2 separate regions of the Homo sapiens genome follow, and region 2 is linked to region 1. Evidence: read pairs that join two places in POLR2A ChIA-PET (ENCODE). Cell type or tissue: endothelial cell of umbilical vein. All regions are shown on one strand.

Region 1 (2,500 bases):
ATAGACAAAGGAAAGAAAGAAAAAAGAAATGTGTCCAGAATCAGACTATTTTTCACAACCTTCATTGCTCTCTCCCTTGCCAAGCCACCATCTCCACTTACCTAGATTATTGTAATAGCCTAACTGGCTTCCCCAATTCCCCCCTTCTAGTCTAGTTTCAAAGAGAAGCCTGCAGGATCCTTTAAAAATTTGAATTAGATCATGTTATTGTTCACTGCTTAAAATCCCTCATCATGGTCACTGTAAAAGCCAAAGAACTTAACAATGGGTTCTAAGGACCTACAGTCTGGATCTCCTTTAACTCCCTAACCTCAGTCTCCTACTGCTCTCCCCTGGCTCACTCCATTCAGCCCCTCTCACTTCCTTGATGAATCTTCAACACATCAGCACCATAAGCCTCAGGGCCTTTGCACCTACTGCTTCCTGTGCTGGACATTTCCAGGGCTAGTTCTTTCACCTCCTTCAGCTCTTCCCTCAAGGTTCCCTTTCCATAAGGCTTTCCCAGACCACTCTGCATGTAAAAACCACAATCCTTCCCAACTTACCCTATCTCCTTTTTCTGTTTTATTTTCCCCCTCAGGATGTACTATCTTCTAATTCACCATGAGTCTAAGCTCCAGAAAGACAGGAATTTTTCTTCTGTTCATTGCTGGAACCCAAATGAGTGCCTGCCACAAAGCAGGCCCTCAAAAAATATGTCAATAAATTAATAGGACTTCTGCTGGAAGGGAGGAGGGCAGGGAACACTTCATTGCAGACCTTTTAAAGCTATTAAACCACGGATAATACTTTCACAAAAGTCTTTTTTAAATAATGAGTACATATTTAACTGTCAAGGAAAAGAGACTTAGGAAGACAGCTAGTAGATAATGTGGGATCAGAAGCAGCTTTTGGTTTAAGATAGGAGAGAGTTGAAGATTTTTTCAAGTTGACAGGAAGGATCCAATACAGACAGAAAGGCTAAATACACACAAGAAGAGAGAGTACACAGTATGTTTCTGAGACACTGAGAGAGGATGAGATCCAAAGCAGGAGTGACACAGGTGGCCTCAGGTGAAAGGAAGGGCAGCCCCCAGTCAGAGCAGGAAGAATGTGACAGACAAAATGGCTGCCATTGTAGATTTGTTTTACTGGTAATGGGGAAACTGGAGGAGCTCCCATCTGAGTTCTTCTATTATCTCTTGAAGCAAGAAATCAGGTTATATGAAGAGAGTGAGTTGTAAGGAAAAAGGTAAGGGGTTAGAGGCTTGAGTGAAAGTTGGAAATAATCCTTTCAGAGAATTATCCAGAGAAATTCCATAGGATTACCAGGCAGTTAAGCAAGTCCATTTGAGGGAGGTGCTCAAGTACTCACAGTGCTAATTAGTCCTGCTCAGTATCTGCTCAGGGGCAGGGGCACAGAAGGATGAGCTACATCCAGTAATTATATGGCTTTATCCAGGAGTGGGGTACTCCCACAGGGTGTGACATGAAGACTGAGAGGTCTGGGATTTTAGAGCACCAGTAAAAGTAAAAATGAAATAACAACCATGGAATTAAGCTACATAAAAGGGAAGACGGGGTGGGAGATGAGATAAAGTAATGTTCTAGGGAGCAGTTGCAGGTGTCTGTGGCTGAGGAAGAGATGAGCTGATCATGAACCAGCAGGCCAGGACATTCGATGATTACTCATGTGACTGTTAACACCATTCACATAAATGGCTCGGCCAAGCAAAACAGGAGGAAAAACTGGGCTAGGATGGCTATCAAAGAGCGTTACAAACTGGTAACTTTGAAAAACGGATGTATTAAAAATCAGACACAGACATAACTTTAAAATAATAAACATAATTTCCCATCCCCCAAGCAAGCACTACATTGGAAACCTGCACGTTGTGCACACGTACCCTAGAACTTAAAGTATAATAAAAAAAAAAAAAAAAAAAAAGAATGCCTGGCACAAAAAAAAAGATTCTTCCTTCTCAATAACTATACTGACCTATTTCAAATTCAACATAAATGTATATCAGCTACAAAAAAAAAGAAATAAAATAAAATGGCAAAAAAAAATCCAAGTCCTCAGAGACACTATTTCATAAAATATAGATTTGCTCTATTAATTAAAATATTTAGTTTTAATGCAGAATAAATGTTACATTTCAAGAAATTTAGTGTCCTTATTATAAGACAGAAAAATCAAATCTACTACCCATGAGTAAGCCCCTGTGTCTTTCTATAGTTAGAACAGTCTCACAAGTAATTATAAAATGCACTTGCTCAGTTGTCTGCTTAACAGAAGGAAATAGAAGGTAATACACATTCTAAGAATGATGTGTCTAAATGTAATCACAACTTGGGACTCTTTTTTTTTTTTTGAGACGGAGTTTCGCTCTTGTTGCCAAGGCTGGAGTGCAATGGCGCAAACTTGGCTCACTGCAACCTTTGCCTCCCAGGCTCAAGCGATTATTCTGCCTCAGCCTCCCGAGTAGCTGGAATTACAGGCGCGTGCTACCACGCCCAG
Region 2 (2,500 bases), 220 kb after region 1:
GAGCAAACTCTTCTTTAGCAATTGACATTTTTACATTATTCCCTTTTCTTCTTGTGTTTTACATATATTTCCATTCTATTTATTCTGTAAAATCTTGTATTAAAAAGTATTTTATAGGCCAGGTGCGGTGGCTCATGCCTGAAATCCCAGCACTTTGGGAGGCCGAGGTAGGTGGATCACGAGGTCAGGAGCTCGAGACCATCCTGGCTGACACGGTGAAACCCCATCTCTACTAAAAATACAAAAAATTAGCCTGGCGTGGTGGGGGGCGCCTGTAGTCCCAGCTACTTGGGAGGCTGAGGCAGGAGAATGGTGTGAACCCAGAAGGTGGAGCTTGCAGTGAGCCGAGATCATGCCACTGCATTCCAGCCTGGGCGACAGAGCAAGACTCCATCTCAAAAAAAAAAAAAAAAAAAAGATTTTATAGCTAATCCTGTTATACTTCTTTGTAATAAAAATGTTACATGTACAAATACTCAAATTTCAAAATTTCTTGGGATCAGGCTGGGCGCGGTGGCTCACACTTGTAATCCCAACTTTGGGAGGCTGAGATGGGTGGATCGCTGCCATCCAGGAGTTTGAGACCAGCTCAGCCAGCGTAGAGAAACCCTGTCTCTGCTAAAAATACAAAAATTAGCTGGGTATGATGGTGGCCTGCACCTATAATCTCAGCTACTCCGGAGGCTGAGGCAGGAGAACTGCTTGAACCTGGGAGGCAGAGGTTGTGGTGAGCCAAGATCACACCACTGCACACCAGCCTGGGTGATGGAGTGAAACCCTGTCTCAAAAAAAAAAAAAAAGTTTCTTCTCCAGTTTTTCATCAATTTTTAGAAGTATGTAATTGATTCTAATTACATAGAAAAATAAATTTTTTGAATGCATTGCTCAGTGAGATGGATAGTGCAGTTTTATTTATTTGTTTTTATAATGAATTCATGTATTCATTGAATATTACTGCTAGCATGAGGCAGAGTTCAGCATCAATTCTATTTCCATTTTTCATTGTTATAGTTGAAATGCTGAGAAACCTTGTTCACACGTGATGGGAATGGAATAGGGTTGCCAGATTTAGCCTCTCTTTCCCATCTACTCCTCACCCTACTGTCTAATATGTGGCTGTCGGCTGAAGTTAAATGTCAGCTATGGAAAGCCATTTACAGGGGAGTAAGCAGCTGTTGTTCTTGTCTGTCCTGCATTTGTCCTCCCATCTGCCTACTCTTTGGGGGACTGCCAATTCCCCACTGCAAATCCAGTGGTGCTGGCAGGGCTGCCCGTCACAGTGCTCTACCCTCCAGGATGGGCGTGGGATGCGTCCTGGCCAATCACATTTCGCTCTGACCTGAGATTGGGCCAAGAGGTCAGTATGTGACCCAAGGAGGGTCAATCAGAATCTCCGTATGGGATTTGACACATAGTCATTGGAAGAAAGAAGCTTTCACTTTCTGTTTGATTACAGTCATGATGATGTAGCCCTGGGACTGTTGGCAGGCACATCAGCTGTCTTTTCCTGCTTGGAGAAAGCCTGGCTGCAGCCGGAGGGAGAAAGGCCAACCCTTGGAAGGGAAGTAGAGTCAAGAGCAGCAAATTCTGGGTCTCCTGGTGGGGTGTTTTGAGCCCCTGAATTCGATCATCTTTGAAGACAGCTGTACCCATGGATGTCCCAGTTATGTCAGCCTATAAACCCATACTGGTCTTTAATCCTGTTTGGTTGCTTTCACTTTTAACCTAAAGAATCTGATTAACACACTATAGTAGTTTTCTATTGCTGCTGTTGCAAATGACCACACACTTAGTGCCTTAAAACAATACAAGTTTCTGATCCTATAGTTCTGGAGTTCTGAACTCTGAAATAGGTCTTAAAGGTGAAAGTCAAGGTGTCAGCAGAGCTGTATTCCTTTAAAGGCCCTGGGGAAAATTAGTTTACTTGCCTTTTCCACCTTGTAGAGGCCACCTACGTACCCCAGCTCCTGGCCCCTTCCTCACATCACTCTAACCTCTGCTTCCATGGTCACATCTTCTCTGACTCTCCTGCCTCCCTCCTATCATGATCCTCGTGATTACACTGGACCCACGAGGATGATCCAAGATGATCTCCCTCTCTCATCCTTAACTCACACAGGCAGAGTCCCTTTTGCCATGTGAAGTGACATATTCACAGGTTCTGAAGATTAGGGCAAAGACATCTTTGGGAGCCATTATTTTGTCTCCCACACATATTCAAGAAGAAGAATCACACTTGACCACTGAGAAGGTCACTTTTAATCACAGAGCAAAGCGTCCTCCTTTTAGGTGGCACCAACAGGATTTTAGTGCCAAGTTCCTCAGCACTTACCTTGGAGCCGCTGAGGGGGATTTCCAGTGTCTGGTGAGCCTGGGGCTGGCTGGTCTTCCCCCTGTGTCTCCGCAAAGCCTGCTATGGGCCTGAGAAGAGCCAGTGCTCCGGAACATTCCAAGTAATTGCCATCAAGGAACAGCTCGCTGGGGAAGGGAGCAGAATACA

Evidence for each region. ChIA-PET counts read pairs that join two places held together with the same protein. Peaks named below come from ENCODE experiments on the same cell type or tissue, not always from the same donor. Only the 100,000 strongest peaks of a DNase experiment are listed, where the experiment ranks them.
Region 2: POLR2A ChIA-PET joins it to region 1 with 5 read pairs; 3 of 35 experiments call an interaction of 5 or more read pairs at or near these places.

What each region holds. Positions count from the first base shown.
Region 1 is chr3:141,907,496-141,909,995 of GRCh38, reverse strand. All of the region lies in intron 3 of ATP1B3 (ATPase Na+/K+ transporting subunit beta 3), which reads right to left. Among named protein-coding and RNA genes, the nearest start is that of ATP1B3, 32 kb to the right of the region's middle. In endothelial cell of umbilical vein, no CTCF peak of the experiment used is centred here; no DNase peak of the experiment used is centred here.
Region 2 is chr3:141,685,850-141,688,349 of GRCh38, reverse strand. It overlaps the pseudogene LRRC78P. Among named protein-coding and RNA genes, the nearest start is that of RNF7, 51 kb to the left of the region's middle. RefSeq lists an enhancer at 1,495-1,704. In endothelial cell of umbilical vein, no CTCF peak of the experiment used is centred here; a DNase peak (open chromatin) is centred at 1,369; H3K4me3 peaks cover 292 bases; H3K27ac peaks cover 551 bases.